Regions from separate parts of the Mus musculus genome. Here region 1 is linked to region 2. The links are chromatin loops, found by intact Hi-C in ENCODE. Cell type or tissue: gastrocnemius. All regions are shown on one strand. Links, peaks and the distances in the headings refer to the core of each region. The heading gives the core; the rest is flanking DNA.

What was found. Peaks named below come from ENCODE experiments on the same cell type or tissue, not always from the same donor. Only the 100,000 strongest peaks of a DNase experiment are listed, where the experiment ranks them.
Region 1: it touches region 2 in a loop (4-fold over the local background); 2 of 42 quality-filtered maps call a loop at or near these places.

The regions. Positions count from the first base shown.
Region 1 is chr6:117,845,897-117,857,620 of GRCm38, reverse strand. Zfp637 (zinc finger protein 637) reads right to left here. Exons shown (of 3, transcript NM_177684.3): 3 at 11,664-11,724. Among named protein-coding and RNA genes, the nearest start is that of Zfp637, 11 kb to the right of the region's middle. In gastrocnemius, for the core only: CTCF peaks have their summits at 2,042 (motif pointing left) and 5,692 (motif pointing left); no DNase peak of the experiment used is centred there.
Region 2 is chr6:118,120,464-118,132,187 of GRCm38, reverse strand. It overlaps Csgalnact2 (chondroitin sulfate N-acetylgalactosaminyltransferase 2), which reads left to right. Exons shown (of 8, transcript NM_030165.3): 2 at 2,569-3,493; 3 at 5,850-6,066; 4 at 7,775-7,876; 5 at 11,065-11,243. The coding sequence starts at 2,833. Among named protein-coding and RNA genes, the nearest start is that of Csgalnact2, 13 kb to the left of the region's middle. In gastrocnemius, for the core only: no CTCF peak of the experiment used is centred there; no DNase peak of the experiment used is centred there; H3K27ac peaks cover 1,562 bases.

The DNA of each region.
Region 1 (11,724 bases), core at 1,359-9,358, 270 kb after region 2:
AGGCCAGCCTGGTCTACAGAGTGAGTTCCAGGACAGCCAGGGTTATACAGAGAAACCCTGTCTCGAAAAAACAAACAAACAAACAAAAGAAACCCAGAACTTATTTCAAAAGCAACATTGTGTAGAATAGTCTGTATATATCTCTTTCTTCCATTTGCTATATCATGCCATTTAATGCAATGACATTTCTTTCTTTCTTTCTTTCTTTCTTTCTTTCTTTCTTTCTTTCTTTCTTTCTTTCTTTCTTTTTTTTTTTGTCCATATGACCTTTCTATTGGATAAAATGGAGTTGGTACTATTGCTGAGTTGGAGTTATCCCAGTAGTAGCTTCTTATGAAACTGGGTGCCCAGGATTTGGTGCATGTATTGGGCTGTGCATCAGGCTGGCTTTGACCTCACAGAGATCCACCTGCATCTGCTTCCTGAGTGCATTAGGTGTTGAGACAGTTTTCTTGTGTAGCCCTGGCTGTTCTGGAACTCACTTTGTATACCTGGCTAGCCTCGAACTCAGAAATCCGCCTGCCTCTGCCTCCCAAGTGCTGGGATTAAAGGTGTGTGCCACCACCGCCGGGCAGGAGCTGTGTCGTAATGTACCCTAAGACAATTCTAACTGTGTCAGCCATCGAAGCTGGGAGGAGGAAGGCCTCTATCCACATGAGGGGGTTGCCATAGACACAGTCAATGACTTTCCACCTCAGGTCATTCTGTGAAGTCCTCTTGGTACTTTGAAAGGGTTTCAGTTTAGGGGGGTCTCTCTTATGGAGTTTGTTTCTCATTAAAACAAATCCTTGTAAAATGTTGTCCTTTGGCAAGTTTCACGCCCTTCGCCGTTTAGAGATAGTGTGGACCCCCATACAACTGTAACTTTGTGTTGTAGCATTCACACTCTGAGATCCCCAGCACACTCCCTCCCCCTTTTTATAAGATTCAACCCTGCTGGAGATTTCTGGGACCTCTCTGGTCAAGAGGCTTGATCATTTAGCTCCTATCATTCTCTGGGTCCTGACTGACCTTGAGGACAAAGGCTAGGAAACTTTTGATTTTCCTCACTGGTGTAGGCTTAAAGCTTATCCCCAGAGGGAAAGCTTTATCAGTTTGTAATTTTAAACTGCTTTTTTTTTTTTTTAACATTTTAAAAAGGCTTGGTCAAAACAACCCAATTTAAAAAGAACCTTGGCTTTGTTATGACTCAGTTTCCCCAGGTGGTTAAACCCTAAGGAGGCCAGCAAAACCACAAGTAATGACCTTGTACTTAGACCCTCCTTCTTTTTAACCAGTTCTTGTGTTACCATAGTAACACACAGTATGTATGTATTGTATGTTACATTTTAACACATATAAACTAGTTCTTTTTTTAAAAAAGATTTATTTACTATTATACATAAGTACACTGTAGCTGTCTTCAGCCGCACCAGAAGAGTGCATCAAATCTCATTGCGGGTGGTTGTGAGCCACCATGTGGTTGCTGGGATTTGAACTCAGGACCTTCAGAAGAGCAGTCAGCGCCCTTATCCACTGAACCATTTCGCCAGCCTATAAACTAGTTCTTGTGTCTGTAGAGCACTATAATCTTGGAGATTTTCTTTCTTTAAATGTTTTGAGACAAGTTCTCTCTACATAGTCCCAGAACTCACTTTGTAGACCAGGGTATCCTCAAAATCGCAGAGATCTGCTGGCTTCTGCCTAGAGTGCTGTGATTAAAGGTGTGGCCACCACACCTGTCTAACCTTAGGGATTTTTTTTCCCTTTTGGTTTTCCTGAGACTGAGGTTCCTTGTGTGGCCTTGGCTGTCCTGGAACTCACTCTGTAGACAAGGCTGGCTCCCAATTGAGAGATCCACCTACTTCTGCTCCTTGAGTGCTGGGATCAAAGGCGTGTGCCACCACAGGCCAGCACCTTAGGGATTTTTAATAAACTTTAATCATCTAACATATATCACCCTTAACCTCATTTTCAGGGCTGGAGAGTTGGCTCAGTGGCTTCCCAGCAACCACATGGTGGCTCACAACCATCAGTAATGGGATCTGATGCCCTCTTCTGGTGTGTCTGAAGACAGCAACAGTCCCATTTCCGAAATAAGCCTGGTGGTGCAACTTGCTCAGACCTTCTGTGAAGGACTTTCATGCCTTTGTCTTCATCTTCTGTTTTAAATTCCTAGGATAAAAATCCCACCATTATCTAAAACATTCTCTTTTTAATCCTTTCTACCAAAAATAAAAAGACGTCATACTTCCCTCTCTTTCTTTTACCTTCTCTCTTTCTCTCTGCCTTTCTATAATAAAACCATAAAGAAGACTTCATACTAATCCTTCTCAACAACTCTCTCTCTTTTTCTATTTTCTCTCTCTCTCCCTCTCCTAGTTACCACTTATTTCATCTTCCCAGGCGAGAGTTTAAGCCAAATTATATTCCTGGCACATCATAGCAAAAATGATTGCCTGTATACATATTTGTAATGTCCAAGCTTTCTCCTATTGCACGTCTCCAGAAAAATCTGTCCATTTGGACTTAAGGTTTACACTTTAGTCAGAATTTTGGCATATTGCCATTGAACCTGAGTAGGACACTACTCTTTGTATGCAAAAAAAGGCAGGAAGAAAATACCCACAGAACCAAAGATGTTTTCATGTTTAACATGTAATTGCAGTGTAAGAGGACAGGGGACATTTATTTTCCTTATTCAGGCTAGGGTGGAGAAGAGCATGCAGCCCTAAGGTCTGTTAGGAAAGTAATTTCTTTTTTCTTCCAGATTCATCTTCAGATCTTCTGCACTTTCTCATTATGCTCATTATGATTTACTGTCTGTAAGTTACAGAGTACCTTTTGCATCCTTGGTCCCAAGGACTCTTTATGTCTAACCTAGAGGTTCTCAACCTATGGGTTGTAACCCCTTTGGAGGTTGCATATCAGATACTCTGCTTATCAGATACTCTGCATATCAGATACACTGCATATCAGATACTCTGCATAACAGATACTCTGCATATAAGATATTTGCATCACAGTTCATAGCAATAGCAACATTATAGTTATGAAGTAGCAATGAAAGAATTTCATGGTTGGGGATCACCACATGAGGAACTGTATTAAAGGGTCACAGGAGGGTTGAGAACCACCACTTCAGCGGGGCAGTGGTGGCTCACGCCTTTAATCCCAGCACTCAGGAGGCAGAGGCAGGCGGATTTCTGAGTTCGAGGCCAGCCTGGTCTACAAAGTTAGTTCCAGGATAGCCAGGGCTATACAGAGAAACCCTGTCTTGAAAAACCAGGAGAGAGAGAGAGGGAGAGAGAGAGAGAGAGAGAGAAAGAACCACTGCTCCGACCCCCAGGTCCTTTGTCTTCTGATCCCCATTCTCTCCTGGAACAGGCACTGATTTATCCCTGATAATCTAATCTTTGTGATCAAGCTTCAAAGACCCTGCCTATGGCCTTGGTAGACCTCATTGTTATCCTATCCTATGCAGGTTGTTAGTTGGGGAATTTTCATCTGCTGTCATTACACCCCATGAAGGTGCATGGTCTCTTTCCCAAGCAGCCACAGCAGTCCTTCTTACTCTGCCCACCATCTTCAACAGAGAAGGTCAGGTAGAGTTCTTTGTGATACTTCAACTCTCTCTCTCTCTCTCTTTTTTTTTTTAAGATTTATTTATTGTTATATGTAAGACACTGTAGCTGTCTTCAGACACACCAGAAAAGGGCATCAGATCTCATTATGGATGGTTATAAGCCACCATGTGGTTGCTGAGATTGGAACTCAGAACCTTAGGAAGAACGACTAGTCAGTGCTCTTAACCGTTGAGCCATCTCTCCAGCCCACTTCAACTCTCTTTTAAAGAGTTATTTATTTTATGTATGTGAGTACACTGTAGCTGTACAGTTGTGAACCTTCATGTGGTTGTTGGGAATTGAATTTTAGGACCTCTGCTCACTCCAGTGGGCCCCACTTGCTCCGGTCGGCTCAACTCTGCTTGCTCAGGCCCAAAGATTTATTTATTATTATACGTACGTTCACTGTAGCTAACTTCAGACGCAACAGACCAGGGCATCAGATCTCCTTACAGGTGGTTGTGAGCCACCATGTGATTTCTGGGATTTGAATCGAGGACCTTTCAGTGCTCTTATCTGCTGAGCCATCTCAACAGCCCTTAACTCTCTTTTAAATTTTGGATTTCTGAACTGATCAGGGAAGTGTTCACAAATCCTATCCTTCCCAACCCGGGGGAACTCCCTGAGTGGAAGTGTTGATTGAGAGTAATCCTTTGTGAGCTGCAGGCATGGCTCAGTGGTTAAGAGCATGTGCTCCTCCTGCAAAGAGCCTGAGTTAGATTTGCAGCACCCACATCAGACAGCTCACAACTGCCTGTAACTCCATGTGATCTATACCCTTTGAGACCCCTCCTCCTGCACGCATGCACACACACACACACACACACACACACACACACACACACACACACGCAATAACTGAAAGAGAGAGAGGGAGAGAGAGAGGGAGAGAGAGAGGGAGAGAGAGAGGGAGAGAGAGAGCTATAATGAAAACTTTGAAACCCTAGCAGAAATGAAGATACTAGAAGATGGGAAGAGTTCCATGCTTATGATTTACTTTGTAAAAATAGATATTTTAGCAAAACCAGTCTAAACATTCATCAAAATCCCAGCACAATCTTCACAGAAATAGAAAAGCAACCTTAAAAGTACAGGGGCACAGAAGACCTTGGGCAGACAAAGCAATCCTTAGGCAAACAACAATAAGGCAAGGAAGCATTACCACACACATTTTTAAAAGCGCTATTACTCAGTCATAGAGATCACATCAACCTGACTAAAATGGAGATGTAATGAACAGACCAGACAGCCTGTTATAGATCCATGCAGCTATAGCCTCCCGGTTTTGACAAAGATGCCAAAAAACACACCGGAGAAAGGACAGCCCCTTAAGAAATACTGCACTGAAAACTGGGTATCTACAGGTAAGAGAGTGAAAGTTTGGTGCTTAGATTCCACTTACACAAAAGTTAGTTAATACAAAGTTAATGTAAAAATTGACACGCTAGGGCTGGAGAGATGGCTCAGTGGTTAAGAGCACCAACTGCTCCTCCGAAGAAGGTCCAGAGTTCAAGTCCCAGCAACCACATGGTGGCTCACAACCATCTGTAATGAGATCTGATGCCCTCTTCTGGTGCATCTGAAGAGAGCTACAGTGTACTTAGATATAATAATAAATAAATCTTAAAAAAAATTGATACAGTCGGGCGGTGGTGGCGCACGCCTTTAATCCCAGCACTTGGGAGGCAGAGGCAGGTGGATTTCTGAGTTCGAGGCCAGCCTGGTCTACAAAGTGAGTTCCAGGACAGCCAGGTCTATACAGAGAAACTCTGTCTCGAAACCACCCCCCCCCCAAAAAAATGACATGCTAAAACTGCTAGAGGACAAATACTTCAAGATTTAGGTGTAGGTAAGGTATTGGTACAGGTACAGGTATAGGTAAGGGCTTTTTGAATAGAACTCCATTCACTCAGAAGATAAGCCTAACAGTCAACAGATAATATGGTATTAAAAAAGGTTTTATACAGCTGGAGACATGACTTAGTGGTTAAGAGCACTGCCTGCTCTCCCAAAGGTCGTGAGTTCAATTCTAGCAACCACATGGTGGCTCTCATCTGTCTATATTGGAATCTGATGCCCTCTTCTGGCATGAAGGTGTACATGCTGATAGAGCACTAACATACTTAAAATACAATTGGGGCTGGAGAGATGGCTCTGCGGTTAATAACACTGACTGCTCTTCCAGAGATCCTGTATTCAATTCCCACCAACCATATGGTGGCTCACAACCATCTGTAATGGGATCTGATGCCCTCTTCTGGTGTGTCTGAAGACAGATATAGTGTACTCATATACATAAAATAATAAGTAAATAAGTCTTTTTAAAAAAGGTTTTATACAACTAACAGTGAACTGAATAACAATGCACCCTATGGTGGGGGAGAAAACCTTTGCCAGCTATACATATTACAGAGGACGAATATGTAGACTACACAGAGAACGAGGAAACTAAATACCAAGAAAGCAAACAATCCAGTCAAAAATTGACTACAGCATTCCTGTCGGGATCACTCACCAGAAGGGAAAGCATGCCTGCTAAAACCAGGGAGGACACAGGGGTGCCCAGTCCCCGCTTTCCATAGAGTGCTCAAAGTTTAGATAAAGCAACATGGCAGAAGGATAAAGAAGGTACACATGAGGAAGAAGTTGAAGTCACTGCTTGGAAATGACAGGACCCTAAATATCCCATCAGAAAATTCCTGGGATCGATAAAACACTTTCATCCAGTAATAGGATGCAGAATCACCATAGAATACCAGTAGCTTTTCTATATACCAACAATGTGCTGGGGAACAGAGAAGGGAAAAGCCAAATTCATAACAGCTTCAAAGAATACCCAGGAGAAAAACCTAGCTGAGGAGAAGAGATCCCAACAATAAGAACTTTAAGATCCTGAAGAAAACATGAGATCTAGCATGCTGCCATGCATTGGCAGAATTAATACTGTAAAAAGAGCTACATTACCATCACTATCTAGAAATACAATACAATCATCATAAGAAATTCCAATGACATTTTCCAACAACTAGAAAAATAGACAGGCTCCCGTTGAGCCTTTGGCCCTCTGATCACGTCTGTGGAGTCAGAGACCATAAGATAGTAGCTGAGTACCCCAGCTTCCGCTGACCACAAACCAGCACCAACTGTCTCCACTTCAACAACAGCACTTAGCCAGGACTAACAAGCCAAGGGAAGAACAAGCACTTTTTAAAACACCCTTTGAGAGTGCTAGACATGCACTCCAAAGAAAATTAAAAAATCTCCGAATCTTAAGCTGGGAGCACTAAGCTGACGCACGCCTTTAATCCCAGCACTTGGTAGGCAGAGGCAGGCGGATTTCTGAGTTTGCCACCAGCCTGGTCTACAGAGTGAGTTCCAGGACAGCCAGGGCTACACAGAGAAACCCTGTCTCAAAAAACAAACAAACAAACAAACAAAACAAACCAAACCAAAAAAAAAATCCCAACCAACAAGCTAATCAAAAACCAAAACCAAAACTCAAATCATAAAATATTAGGTCAGAAATCACACTTTTACTACTAATGTTGAACTGTGGCATTGCACCTTGAAGAGAAAGTCCAATAATCAGGAACCTATCATGGAAAAAGATTGCCTTCTCCTGATACCCTGTGTAATAGGCAGGGAATTCTAAGCTGCCTGCTGCTTGTCCCCCCTCACCCCCTAAAAGGAGGTTTATATTTGCATAGAGAGGCCTGTAGGATTGGGAGTCCAATACACAGCTGGTAAAGTAGGCATATTTAAACAGATTGCTGTCCCTTCCCTTCCTCTTTCCTGACCAAGCATTTTTAGTAAGTATCAGCAGGGGCTGAAAATTTCCTGATGCTGCTGATGTCCGTGAACTATATTTGCAAATCCACCATGTTAGATGTATATACTTTTGTCCAAAGGATGTCTCTGACACTATGGCAGACATGCCGTAAGTGTAATGGGCGCAGTGAGCTGCTTACTAATGGTCTTTGTTGATGTAATCAGCTAAGATGAGACTTGACTGGCGTAAGAGAGGTGGGCCCTTAAGCCAACATAACTGATGCTATGTAAAAAGAGACAAAGAGACAGAGGGACAACAGGCCATGAGACTATACAAGTAGAAATGAAATCCTGTGGCTGGTTAAGGAACACCAAAGATTACTAGTAATGCACAGGAGTTGAAGATTTCTATACTCTGTGTGCTTCAGTGGGACTGTCACCCTGCAGATACTTTATCTTCAGATTTCTAGCCTCCGGAACTCTCAGTTAACACACTACTGTTGTCTCAAGTCACTTGGTTTGTAGTATTGTTGAACTCTCAGTTAACACACTACTGTTGTCTCAAGTCACTTGGTTTGTAGTATTGTTTCAGCAGATAGAAAAATGAATATTTGCTATAAGGTGGTGGTACCTGCCTTTAATCTCAGTACATGGCAGACAGAGGCAGGAGAATCTCTGAGTTCGAGGCCAGCCTGGTCTACAGAGTGAGTTCCACGACAGCCAGGGCTACACGGAGAAACCCTGTCTTGAGAAATTGAAAAAAAGGGGGCAAAACTCCCCCCAAAACAAAGACAACACTCTCCCCTCCCACCCCAAATCAGAAACTGAATATTCTAATTGGACATAGTGGCACACACCTTTAATCCCAATACACAGGAGCAAGGAGGCAGATCTCTGTGAGTTTGAGGCCAGCCAGGTCTACATAGTATGTTCCAAGACAGCCAGGGCTAGGTAGTGAGTCTTGAAACAAAGAAAATGAGTACTGTAAGGTTGCTGCAAGGCAGTCATCCCCCTGCCCTTGAGTGTGGGTAGAGCATGAAGCCTGTTTCCAGCTGATAGACTATGGCAAATGTGATGGGTTGTCACTGGGGTAATGCAGCTGAGTTATAGGATATTCATTTAACAACTGCAAAGATGGCTTCTTTGTTCAAGAAAATGGCTACCTGATGTCAGAAAACTTCTGCTGGCTCCTTAGACTTAATCCAACAGCCAGTAGGAGGCTGGAGCTCTCAGCTCTAAGGAAGCACATTCTGTCAGGACCTGAGTGCACTTAGGAGGGGATCCAGATAAGAACAGGGCTTGGCTGGCACTACGGGATCTTCTGCCTAATTGTCGGATGTCAGCTGAGACTGTAGGCACTGGGTATTTCCCTGGGCTGGACATAAGCAGCGACTCATGACTGTGGCTGGAGGTCAGTTTGACTGTGAAATGGTCACAGGCTCATGTGTTTGAACGCTTGGGCTCCTGCAGGTGGTATGTCTGGGAAGGTTAGGAAACCATTACGAGGTGGAACATTGCTGGAGGACATATATCCCCTGGGGCAGGCTTTGAGGTTTTTTAGCTCAGCCCTGTCTTTCCTTCTGGACAGCTGATGCAGTGAGCTGAGTTGGTTTCATGGGCCATGGCTGTATCTTCCTCAGTATGCAACTGTAGACCAACATATGCTTTCTTCCCTAGCTTGCTTTCTTCAGGGTATTCTATCATAGCAAGAGAAACAAAATTAAGAGCGATGATGCTGTCTGTGGAGTTGAGCCTATCGGCTGGAGAATACACGGAGCTTGTACATGACAGTGGCTTCTTTTTTATGTGGTAATTGATTTCCCATAGAGCAAGTAGTCCCAAGGATCAGGTACACTTTGCAGACCTTCTAAGGGCTTTTCATGCCTATCACTGGAAGTAATGTGGCATCATTTCTGTTTTCTATTAACTTATCAGCCTGTGTAGAGGGGACACAGACACTACCTTTTCAAGAATGAATGACAAGAACTTTTTTTTTGGTTTTTTTTTTTTTTTGAGACAGGGTTTCTCTGTGTAGCCCTGGCTAGCCTGGAACTCACGACCAAGCTGGCCTCGAACTCAGAAATCCGCCTGCCTCTGCCTCCCAAGTGCTGGGATTAAAGGTGTGCGCCACCACACCTGGCTGAATGACAAGAACTTGTGTGCAATGTTAAAACTGTCTGATTGTTACTGTGGTGTACTTTTTTTTTTTTTTAATATTTATTATTTATATAGCAGGCTCCTGCATGTATGCCTGAAGACCAGAAGAGGGCACCAGATCTCATTAAAGATGGTTATGAGCCACCATGGGGTTGCTGGGTATTGAACTCAGGACCTCTAAAGAGAGCAGACAATACTCTTAACCTCTGAGCTATCTCTTTAGCCCTGTATTCCAGTTTTAAAATTTCTAATTTATTTCTAGTGTGTGTCATTAAGAATGGGAATGTTGGGCTGGAGAGATGGTTCAGAGGTTTAGAGCACTGTCTGTTCTTCCAGAGGTCCTGAGTTCAATTCTCAGCAACCACATGGTAACTCATAACCATTTGTAATGATATCTGCCCTCTTCTGGCCTTCAGGCACACATGCAGGCAGAATGCTGTACATATAACATATAAATAAAATTAAAAAAAAAAAGAATGGGAATGTTAGTCTTGTATATATCTTCAAATGTTATCTAAGTATTCCTGGGAGTACTCTTTATCACTAAACAAATCCATTGAGTGATTGTCAAAGACCTTTGACATAATTTCCCCCTGTAGATGATAACTTGCTATCCTGAGTTTTTTGAGATTAAGGAGGCTACAGTTTATAAGATCTTCTACAAAGAACAGAGTGGTACCCGTGCTGGATGATGGTATCTCAGCTTAATACAGGCTAAAGGCATCTGAGAAGAGGGAACCTCAATCAAGAAATAAATGCCTCCAGAAGGCTGGGTTGTAGGCAAGCCCGTAGAGCATTGCCATTAGTAATTGATGGGGAGAGCCCAGCCCATTGCGGTGAGGCCATCCCTGGGCTGGTGGTCCTGGGGGTCTATAAGAAAGCAGAATGAGCAAGCCATGAATATGCCAGTAAGCAGCACCCCTCCATTGCTTCCCCATCAGCTCCTGCCTCCAGGTTCTTATCCTGCTTGAGCCCAGACTTCCTTTGGTAATAAACCCTCTCCTCCCCAACTTGCTTTTGGTCATGGTGATTCATGGTAGCCATAGTAACCCTAAGACAGTGCATTAATGTGAAAACTTTTCTACCTCATCAGTTAGTTACAAAATGCTCGCAGGAAGAATTATAGTGGCTTCAGATTAAAAAAACAAAAATCTCTCTACAAAACCAACCTCTCCTCTCTACATTTTCTCCAAATCTCATTCCCCGGAGGTTAAAATAGAATTCAGATCGAGTTAGGTTTCCAAATTGTCAGTGCGTAGGAGGAGCACAGCACTGCTGGTAGGGGAACTTCTTTTTAAAGATTTATTATATGTGAGTACACTGTAGCTGTCTTCAGACACACCAGAAGAGGGCATCCAATCCCATTACAGATGGTTGTGAGCCACCATGTGGTTGCTGGGATTTGAACTTAGGACCTCTGGAAGAGCAGTCAGTGCTCTTAACTGCTGAGCCATCACTCCAGCCCCAGGGAACTTCTTTACTGATTCTAAGTTAGTAGAGGCTCAGTTACAATGACAATCTAGTCCTTTCTTTCCAGGTTTCCCAATCTCAAGCCTTTGCTACTGTCTCCAAAGGAGTTACTTTATGAGAAGGCCACTGTGTTTCTCAGGGAGTTTGGACTTTCCTTAAGGGAAAGTAACACACAAGTACAGGATTCTTAGAAAACCAGATGGTGAAGTCTAGGACTGAGCAAATCTCTATGTGTATACGCCAAACCTTTGCAAGCTTGCAAGGGAAACGTGCTTTGTAAGGCTGGGGCCTATGCTATGGATACTGGGGTTTTGCTACATTACTGGCATAGTCATTATTCAGGGTCAATAAAAAGATTACCAAAACAGGTTTATCCCTTGGATTCCACCCAGTGGTCTTGAATGCAGATTAAGTTGAATATGTATAGAAGGAAAGGACTTTGAGATTCAAGAACTAGTTTCTTTTTCTCATTGTGAGCTTGTTCTTTAGAGCTTGAGCCATCTCTCTAGCCCAGGAGACAATTTTTTTAAAGGCTTATGGTATTGCATATAAATCTAAAATCTGTATCTGCTATACTAAGAAAGAGGTCAGTGGTGACAGGAGAGGGAAGTGAGTATGCCTCGGGAGATTATATCCAAATAAAGAAATTATGAAAAATACCTGATAATGATAAACAGGACATTTATTTCTCATATTCATTTGGGGGAGAGGGAAAAAGTCAGTT
Region 2 (11,724 bases), core at 2,396-10,395:
GGAATAATGCATACACAGTGCACAGAAGAGGGAATCAAGATATAATAGCAGAAAGGGGTGTGTGCATGTGGGCGGGCTGTGTGTGCATGTACATGAGTGCAGGGTGTGTGTGTGTGTGTGTGTGTTGAGCCTAGGACTTCATGCATGCGTGCAAATTCTCCACCACTGAACTGTCACTCCAGCTCATCTAAGATTCTTTAGATCGTCAAACTGTTATCATCTGGTCTTGTAGTGTGTGATCGGAGAGTTCCTGTTAGAAATGAGGCAAGTAAAGATTTAAACAGCTACCACAGAGTTATGCAAGTACTTTCTAAAATGTTAATTACAGCAGCTTTTCTTTCATATCAATGGAAATTCACTGCAACACACTGATATTTATAAACCTATGTTTTTATTAAAATGAGAGAGCACCTTAGTTTTAATGCATCTACTTAGTGGTTATATAACCATATTTAAATCTGTTCATTTCTGAACAATTCTTCTTCTATAAAATGAGACTAATACTACCACTATCCTGAAAGGATTGTATAGAATATATGAAAAGTGCATTTTAAACTAGCATCTTTTAGGATTTTTTTATTACAAGCCAATTATTACTATCTTTTATATACCTAGAGGTCCCATACATATGTATTTATCTTTATATTTATATATATACATATACACACACACACATATATATATACACATACGTATACATTTAACCACAATGTAAAACTTACTGTTACAGTTGGTGTTTATTTCTTTTTCATTGAAAAGTAAAGTGACCCATTATGAATTATAAGTCATTGAAGAAAATATATTGTCTATATAAAGGAAAAGACTATAAGGTGACCTACTAATAAAAGGCTGTCGTCCATAGGGCATATGTTGCTTTATGATCAAGTTATACTTCAAAACCATTTGAGTATATTGTAACAAGTAAGTCAATCTTTATTAACAGTTTTTGGGTTTGATCTTATTTTTTTCAAGGAAGGGTCTCACTATGTAGTCTTGGCTATTCCAGAACTTACTAGATAGATCAGGCTGCCCTTAAACTCACAGAGATCTACCTGCCTTGGCCTCCCAAGTACTGGGATTAAAAGTGTGTGCCATCATACCTGACTTACTAACATAACAGCTTATGAAAAATTATGTTTCTGCTTTTTCAAATGTAACCTTTCTTTTCCCTAACAAGTAGAATAGTAGTAATTTAAATAGTTAAGAAATATCCCTCAATTAATTTTTTCAGTAATGACATTTAAGTGGTTCTTATATTAAATATTATATTTGTTGAGGAATGGCAAATCCTCAGAACTAGTTTTAGCTTTTCATTTTCTTTTAGTTTGTTAAAACTTTAAAGTATTCCCATTTTCTCCAACATTTAAATGAAATTGACAATCAGATGTCATAAGACAGTCAATTAAATATTTTAGGATACTTAGTAGTCATTTGTTTGGTTTACTAAATTAACACATGGCTTAGAGAAATTAAGCCCATTTTTTGTAGTCTTAATAGTAATAAAGAGTTTTAATTTTATCTATATTTTAATGCAAATGTGATGTAAATCACAAAAAGTATATGATGCAGAATTTTCTGGAGAAGACACCCAGGTTTTCCTAGTGACTGCGAAGACAAGTAACTAGGATGGCCTACTGGTCAGCTTCCCAGGTTGAGTGTGCTGCAGAAAGCATTCCTGTAAGCTGGGGCCGTTGTGTCACATTATCCTGCTCAGAAGTGCTTGGTTGGAGTGGAAGTTCTGTTTGCGGCAGAGGACTTCTTGCCTCTTCTTGCCTGAGTTTAATCTCTTCTATTTCTAGAGTTAATAATCCTACTTTAGAATTAGACTGGAAGAGCTCACAGACTGGAGCATGAAAGGTAGCATGTAGTGTTATAAATTTACCGTTTTTCTCTAGGCAGACAAACATAATTAAATCATCTGTGGTTTTTCTCTATATCAATTCCAAATCTTCCAGAACTGTAAGGAACCCTGCTGAGTCATGCAGTGGAAACTGATCTAATGCTGGAGTAATCTACCAGAGAACTTTGGATGTAAAAATGTTTTTAATGTGTTTTGCAGATGTCAGTGACCTTTTGAAATTGTACCCCACCCCGCTTGATTGAAATTAATGAGCAAGATTACTTGAGTATACCTGGAGGGACTTTTTCTTGCAGCAAATCATTATTGCTATAATGAGATTACTTACAGAAATCCAGTTCCCACATAGTGCATGCTTTTGTTGAGATGTGGTGTGTTAGTAACGAGTTATAAGCAGCATGATTGTAAAATAATTTAATTATTAATTATTAAAAACTGAACATAATTTTACTGTATATAATTTGGATGCTGCTTGGTTCAAGAAGTAAAACGTGTTTAAACAAACTGGCTTAAAGTTTTATTCACAATATGTTAGTATTTTGTGTGGTGTTTTTCTGAATATTTTCTTCCAGTGCTTGCCAATTACTCTAAATTATATTATCATCTCCATGGAATACTGCATATAGTAGTAACATAGCCAGGCTTATTGAAGCTGTTTCTTTCTACTTAAAGAAACAAAGTTCTGATTGACTCTGATCTGTTTCTTTCAGAAAAGTCACCACCCAGATAATGGATTTTATAGATCAGATTGCTTAGTGTGGATATCATGGTAACAATACAGGAAGTATTGTTAATTTCTCACTTCTACCAAGTAGTCATGACTACTGAAGAAAGAATCTTTTAAAACTACAACAGAGTGCACTTGGGTACCTCTTATGGAAATTCTAATTTTGTTTTTAACTTTTGGTAATTTTTTACTAAAGTCATGAACAAGCAGAGGGCTTGTCCTGTCAGGCAAACACACTCTAGTGAGAATGTCTAGAAGAGGATCGATTCTGCACAGCCGGACCCAGTGGCTGCTGTTGGGCCTTGCTTTGCTCTTCAGTTTAGTATTATTTATGTACCTCCTGGAATGTGCCCCCCAGACTGATGGAAATGCTTCTCTTCCTGGTGTTGTTAGAGAAAATTATGGTAAAGAATATTACCAGGCCCTCCTGCAGGAGCAAGAAGAACATTACCAAACCAGGGCAACCAGTCTGAAACGCCAGATTGCCCAGCTAAAGCAAGAATTACAAGATATGAGTGAGAAGATGAGAGCCTTGCAAGAGAGAAAGAAGCTAGGGGCTAACGGCGTAGGCTATCCTGGCAACAGAGAGCAGGCACCCAGTGACCTCTTAGAGTTTCTTCACTCCCAGATCGATAGAGCTGAAGTTAGCGTGGGGGCCAAACTCCCCAGTGAGTATGGAGTCGTTCCCTTTGAAAGTTTTACTTTAATGAAAGTATTTCAGTTGGAAATGGGTCTCACTCGCCATCCTGAAGAAAAGCCAGTTAGAAAAGACAAACGAGACGAACTGGTAGAAGTTATTGAAGCTGGCGTGGAGGTCATTAATAATCCTGATGAAGATGATGCACAGGAAGATGAGGAGGGTCCCCTTGGAGAGAAACTGATATTTAATGAAAATGACTTCATAGAAGGTAATGTGAAAAATATGTTGGTAAGATCCTTGCAAGTTGTCATCTGACCTCCATATGTGTATACAGACATGCAAATAGAAAAACATTTTTTAATCTTTTGATAAATTCCTATGTTAGTATGACAGCATTCTAGTAGCATATGTGAATATGTCATTACTTCCATAGTATTAAGGCATTTATATTTTTATCCACTTAATTTCACCAAAAATTTGACCTGACTTTTGGACAAAGTTAAAATGAGATCATAATAAAAACAAGAATAAGAATTAGGAAAACAGAATAAGTCTAAGTCTAAATATAAGAATACCACGTTGAAGGGCTCTTGTGGGCCGTGTGGTTTGCATTCCTCTCTTATCTGCTGTTGACGTTCCTCTTATGGGTTTTTTTTTTTTTTTAATGGATGAACTAAGGTTCAAAATGTGAGAACTGTTTGATAAGGAAGGAAAAGCTAGTGCAGGAGGTCAGTGGCTGTTCCGTCTTTAGAGAAGTAAACGGTCGCAGCATCAAGAGGAATACACAGTTTTACACTTGGAAACAAAGAAATAGCACATTTCATAATACAGCTTGCAAAATGGATATGAGGTCTTTCCTTTATATGTGTGTGAGTGCTTTGTCTGCATGTATAGTGTACCTCATGTGTGCAGTGCTTGCAGAGACCAGAGGCAGGTGTCTGATTCCTTAGCATTGGACTTACAGTGCTGAGAATCAAACTTGGGTCCTCTTGAAGAGCAGCTGGTGCCCTTGACCACTGAGCCATCTCTCCAGCCACAGCATATGGTTTGAAGATGCTATATAGCTCAAAGGTCATATAAATTTTAGATATTTATTAGGTTTTTAAAAAAAGAAATAGATGTATATTCCTGCCTGTCTCTATACTAATGCCCACTGCTAGGCATTTCCATTCCACTGCAAACAAAACCGTTTTGGCTACAAGTGGATTTTAAAAGCTTGTTTTGCTGTATTCTATACACAGCCTACCACATACAGCATTTTGTTGGACTTCAAACCATCATAGCTATCACTGGTATGATTCCTGAAGTCTGTCAGGCAGGGCACTCTGCTTTGTGTGGGCATTTTAGCCATCTTCTTCCTATGACCCCCTTTTCTGCTACCACATCATGATAATTTTTATTAGTTGTTTTTCTCAAAATTCTTCCAAGTTTCTGGAACGCTTAGTTTTTTTGTTTTTATTTCACAGCAGAATTGAAAGCTGCAGATGAAATAGGACAGTTGAGTCGCATGTGGCACGTCCTCATTCCCACTCTTCCTTAAAAGCAGGAAGTTATGACAGCTGCGCACTCTGCCGCTTCTGCTTCTAATCCCCTTAGCTCCTGTAGACTGTCTTTTACTTCTCCTCCACTGCGCCATGAGTGTCTTCTAAGCTACTAGCAACCACTAAGCAACTTCCATTCCTCTTCCAGGCATTAGTGTAAATGGCATTCCTTCCAGGAAGTGGCCTCTAACCTCAAGCCTAAAATAGCAGTGCTTTCCGTGTGCGCTTGTCACCTCTATAGTGCACCCTCTGTCATGGGACTTGCTGCATTATAGGGTGTTGCCCACCTCCTGGTTGATTTTTCTGTCTAGACTGGAAGCTTTAGGAGAGTTGGGGTAAGTCTAACCTTTCTCTCCTGAGTATTACACTTTAAAAAAAAATCATATTGCCCAGGCAACCACCATCCTTTTTTTCTAAACACATCCCAAATCATTGTATTGAAATTTATACTAGTATTCTTTGAATACATACATATATACACACATATAAAAGAGAGACACACAATATATACATGTGCATATATATATATACACATACACACACACACACACACATATATATATATATATATATATGAGATACACACATTACACATGATATCATTAGTGTTTATCTTTCTGACTTCCTCACTATCCTGGCCCTTCCTCATAACTGAGACCACATGGTCTCTGAATCATCAGTGACTAACATGAAAGTATTTAATTCATTTTTGTTGACTTGAACCAAGTAGTACAGGTTTTGACTCTTGGACTCAGAATTTAATATTTCAGAAGCAGTTTGTTTAGCACTGAGGCAATATGGTTTGGTGTTAAGGAGAAGGAGTTGTGTGTAAAAAGGAGTAATTACTGTAGCGGGTTATTTTTGTGGATTGAATAATGTAGCAAAGCTTTTTTTTTTTTTAACAAACCTTTTCTTCTAAAGAGTAGCTGTTTCTGGCTGTACATAGGGGTAGGTATTTCCACAAACAGATAAAATCCCTATAGACTGGTTAGTACTTTGGATCCTTGCCTGAGTGAAATCTGTATTTCTCTTGAATATAAATGTTGACATGAAGTTGTTTTTGTTCCAAACTCTTTGCTTTAGGCTATTATCGCACTGAGAGAGATAAAGGCACGCAGTATGAACTGTTTTTTAAGAAAGCAGACCTTATGGAGTACAGACATGTGACCCTCTTCCGCCCTTTTGGACCTCTCATGAAAGTGAAGAATGAACTGATCGACATTACAAGATCAGTTATTAATATCATTGTGCCACTTGCGGAGAGGACAGAGGCGTTTTCACAGTTTATGCAGAACTTCAGGTAAGTCAGAACTCGCAGATTTGGCTAAGTTCTTTACCTTGTTTTGTGCAGACTCACTTAATTTATCTTCACCAAGTATAATTACTCAGCGCTATAGAATAACTATATAAGCTTTATAGGGTATTTTAGATTTTTATTTTTCTCAAAGCATGTATGCTGCATTATGTTTCTTGACAGTTTGAACTATGATATAAATCTGAGGTGACAACTACTTGGAGACTCAATTTGATGACTTTATAATTGTGTTTGAATTTAAGATAAGCTGAACTTTTAAAAAAGATTTATGTGTATGAGTTTCTACTTTCGTGTATGTATGTGGACAACATGTGTACAGTGCCCATGGAGGCCAGAAGAAGCCATCACATGCCCTGGAACTGGAGTTATAGGTGGTTGTGAGCCTCTGTGTAGGCGCTGGGAATCAAATCCGGGTCCTGTGCTAGAGCAGCCAGTGTTCTTAACCACTGAGCCATCTCTCTAACCCAGAAAGGTGAACTTTTAAAAGTCAACTATATTGAAGACTAATTTATGTACAATAAAAATTCCATATAGTCTAAAGATAATGTAATGGATATTTGAAGGTTAAGTCATGTTTTCATGACTTTTGACAAATGTGTAAACTCACAAACCACCTCAATGAAAAGCTAGAACATTGCCCTCTTCCAGTAAAATTTCTTGACAGCAAATTGAATTTTGGTTTGTTTGTTTATTTGTTTTGGTTTTTTTGAGTCAGGGTTTCTCTGTAGCCCTGGCTGTCCTGGAACTCACTTTGTAGACCAGGCTGGCCTCAAACTCAGAAATCCGCCTGCCTCTGCCTCCCAAGTGCTGAGATTAAAGGCATGCGCCACCACTGCCTGGCAATTTGAGTTTTAAGATTGAAATAAAACTTAAAAATGCAATCATTCAACTAAAAGTAGGAGAACTTACGTCTTTCTTCTTTGCCATCAAGTTGTACTTTAAAATGCTAAGTGTTAAAGTTATGTTAGAAAAAACATTTAAGGAAAATGCTGCATTTTTGTTTGAACTTAATAATTGCTATGTTTTAAAACACTAATTTTACTTCTTCTTTATTTTCCTATTTTAAAGTTAGCTAACTCTATCCTATGGTAGAATATCCAGAAGTCATGTTTCCAACTGAGTTTTGCCTGTTTGAAATAGCTCCATGAGACATGATTTCCTTCAACTTGTTAAAGTTGCTTTTCTTGCAATTGCTTTGAGACCTCATTACCCTCTTTAGTAAGTAACCTGCATCCTGGTAGCCGTGTCTTGGTCACAGGTGTCATCACTGTATACCAGCCACTAGCTAATTTTTATGAATTTTGTTCCATTTGAGAACAGCCTCTTGATCTGAGACAGTCATTTATTTATTTGGTTCTGAACTGATTGGGCATACTTCCTTAAATAGTTTTTAATTTGCTACTGAAAGCAATCCCACTGCAGATGTTCCAACAATGTTTTGAAATATGGCAATAAAGTAGCCATGGCCCTCAATGGGTCATATTCACTGGCCCACAGACTTTGTGCTTTGCTGTAATATCTCCAACAATTGAGTGATATCATCACTTTAATATTAATTTACTACTGCATGCGATTGCATTCTGTATTGATAATGTCTTATTTATTTTCTTGCCAAAACTTCATGTGATAGATTTCTGAGTAAGTGGTGCTTTGTATGTCTTCTTGAACAAATTTTATTTTTCAATTCTGTTAGAGATGTTTGTATTCATCAAGACAAGAGGATTCATCTCACCGTTGTGTATTTTGGGAAAGAAGGACTATCTAAAGTCAAGTCTATTCTAGAATCTGTCTCAAGGTTGGTAAGCCAAAACACAGTGAGGTCCGTAATGCTAGGTGTTAAAGTGTGAGAAGAGTGAGAATTTCAGATATGTAGTGTTGTTTTAACATCTGGCTGAGGGGCTGAGGAGATGCTCAGTCAGCACAGTGCCACTGTGTAAGCACGAGGACCTGAGCCCGAGTCCTCAGAGCCCATGGGCAAGCTGGGCATGGAAGCCGGCATGTGAAACCATGTTCTTATGACAAGACGGCAGGCAGAGACAGAATCTCCAGAAGTGCACAGGCCAACTGAAGTGTTCAGTGACAAACAGAAACCCTGTCCTAAACAATATAGAAGGAAAGAGTAACACCCAAGATTGTTCTCTGATATTTACATGCATGCACACAAATGTGCACACACATGAACATGCATACACATCATACATATACATACATTACATTACACACACAAAGCTGTCTGGGCATGTATATGTGGATGGCTGGTAATGATAGTAAGTTTTTCATCTTATGTGACTCTACAATCCATCTTCCTTATTGCTTAGCAGGCAGCCCGGGGTGATCAGGGCTATCTGTGATCTACCTACTTGCCCCCTTTGCTGTACTCTTACAGGTTCTGTTTGCTTTTCTAAATCCTATCTCTGCTTTGATACCATCATCTTACCTTTCTTCCTTCCTGAATACCCATGCTTCTTCTCTCTCCTGAAAATGGTGCTTATGGCTCCTAAGTCTTTACAGTCCCCACCCAGTTCTGCAGTACACAAGTACACAGTTTTTATTTTCTTAATGCAAATATGCTGCATTATGTTAGGCTGGTTGTCCGCTCTTACTACACATAACCTGCATATCTTTCATGGCTTTTTTATCTTTCTGCTGGTTGGTTTCGTTTTTCTTGAATTATTCAGCTACTGTATTGAGTCCCACCTACTATATTCCAGGTATGCTGCTTGAAAGTCTAACTCAGGCAATGAAAAGACATAACTGAGAGAGTAGAGCCTGTCCCTGTCCTGCAAAGGCTCTCACAGCCTTGATGGACATAAATGTGACTCTCCACATCATGGTGGTCCTCTGTGAGCTCAGAATCACACCATTTTCATAGCCCCTGGGCCTACTATCTGAGAGCCATGTATCTTTTTACTGCTAATTGTCTCTGCTGAGTCGCTTTCTATTTGGGACCTTTTCTCTGTCTCCCTCTGGCTGATGCCAGTCCTCACTTCCCTGCACCCCACTCCCCACTTTATTGCTTTCAATCAGCTACCAAGCACCAGTCATTTTCCCTGGTGGATTACTGAAACCGCCTTCCTGTGTTGTCAAGATTCTTCTGTAGAAAATGGGAGAGACCTTGAGCCTGCTTAAGGAGAATATGAGTAATATTGAAGGATCTTGGCTACCTCCCAGAAGTGACAGTGCAAGTAAGTTTGGAGAAGAAAATAACAGAAATAACTTTGGAGCCTGAAGGACTAGAATCAGACACTTGACTGCCATGAAAAATTTCCATAGTTTTGTCTGTTTTCTACATGTTGACTTCATTCTCCTGCTGCAGATTGGCTTCCTCCACATGATGAGGGACACTGGCTCACATCTTCTCAGCGTTTTCATCAGAGAGCTTCAGTGGAGAAAATCCCAGGGAAGGATGTCTTCCCCACCCTTGAGCTACTCAGTCATTGTGCTGAGTGGAGTGGAGAATTCACAATTGGCCACACATAAGCCTAGTCCTTAGCCTAGGGAAATACTGCTGTAGGGTAGGTAGATGAGCCATAGTCTGTGATCAGGGCATCCAGGCTGGAAGTGGGCAATTTCTCAAAAAGAAGGGAGAGATTTATATACCGTAAGATGGAGAGGAGAGTCTGGGTACCCCGAGCACTTGAGTCACTCCATGTGTTGTATGAGTCTTCGCTTTTTTCTTTCCATTACCATGCTGTCCTGTTCTAAGAGCAGGCTTCCTCACAGGCCCCTAGTTCAGTGGTTCTCTAGTAAGTGCCTGTGGTACCTAGGGGGCTTACTAAAGCTGAGAGCTGACTCTGCTCCTTGCTTCTAAGTCAGCAACTCGGAGGGTAGCTCGAGAACTTGCCACCAGATGACTTGAGGCTTTCCCTGTGAAAGCCACTGACCTAGAAACCCTGCTGGCTCCTCCTTCCTTTTCAAACTAACACAGTTGTTTGACCTGGGATGGACGGTGCGCTCAGTCTGGCTTTCCTCTTTCTTCCTGTTGTAGGGCCCCTTGGTGTGACCCTCCTCACTGTTCCTTCCCATATGCTTAATCTGACCCAGCTACTTTCTCTAAAGTGTTCTGTGCTGTTTTACTTCTGTGCTTCTGAGAATCGTCTGAAATGGCCTTCTACTTGCAGGCACTGACTTTGGGATTCTACCAAGGTAGAATTCAAGTTCCCCATCCGACATTTAGCTACTGTAGGCACAAGCAATCTCTTCCTGAAACCACGGTTTGTTCATTAATTCAGCAAATATTTATTGAACTACTTGTGAGGGCCAATGAATCATATTAATGAACACAAAATCTATTCTGAATGAGTAGGGAGGTACACAAACATGCCACATGATACTAAGGAAGAGCCACGGAAGAGAGGATAGAGATTAGAGAACCTCCTTCCTACGTGCTATCAGGGAGGAGCCTCTGACAATGGAAGGTTTGCGTGAGGACCTGAAAGAGGCTAGGAGAGCACTCTGTGTGTCTCATTGGTATAGAATGCATTGTTGCTTACCAGAAACTATGGCTGTGTTGCCATGTGTCTGTGTTTTTTTCCACAGTGCGTTTTTTAAGATCTCAAAAGGCAATGCACCTTTTAAAATTCGTACCATTAGCATGTTGCTTCAAATGTGAGCATTTGGTGAAAATCTATTCCTGATAATGAACAAATGCAAGAAGCTGAAGAATTTCATTCCCAGTGTGAATATAGAGCCAACATAATAAGTTATTTGAGCCGGGCGTGGTGGCGCACGCCTTTAGTCCCAGCACTCAGGAGGCAGAGGCAGGTGGATTTCTGAGTTCAAGGCCAGCCTGGCCTACAGAGTGAGTTACAGGACAGCCAGGGCTATACAGAGAAACCCTGTCTCGAAAAAACAAAAACAGAACAACAACAACAACAAAAAATAAGTTATTTAAAATATAGTCCATTGTAACTGCTGTTGAAGAAAAGACATTGTCAACCTCTAAATGGGACTTATCAGCTCTTGTTTTTGCTTTCCTCATAGTGAGTCTGATTTTCACAATTACACCTTGGTCTCGTTGGACGAAGAATTTAATCGTGGACGAGGACTAAATGTGGGTGCCCGAGCTTGGGACAAGGGAGAGGTCTTGATGTTTTTCTGTGATGTTGATATATATTTCTCAGCTGAATTCCTTAACAGCTGCCGGTTAAATGCTGAGCCAGGTGCGTAAAACCGTCACATGAGCTGAGTGTCTTGCTTAGGGTATCAGCGTGGTTCAGTCAGTGTGGAATCACACTAATCTGAGGGAAATACGTCTTCATTCAACCTTGGGATGGTTTTAAAGTTTTATTAGGCATAATTTAATTGAAACAATGAGTAGTAAGTTGAAACTCTGACCCTCTGATGTTCAAACCCTTTGTTTTCTTGGAGTCAAATTCTTATAGTTCTTTCTGAAGGGAAGTAAAGAAATGCAGAGGGTTGGGGAGCTCTTTGTTGTGGAATGTTGCCTAGCATATATAAAACCCTAAGTGGGTGTGAGGCATGGAGAGGAAGGGAATACACAGGAGGGGAAACCTGGAATTGATGATGAGGAAGCGACTCAGGTCAAAAAGAATCACAGGTGGTGCAGAAGGGTGAGTTGGAAGTTCTTAGTCTCAGGAGATAGTGTGTGCACACACACGCATTCATGCACACACCTACACA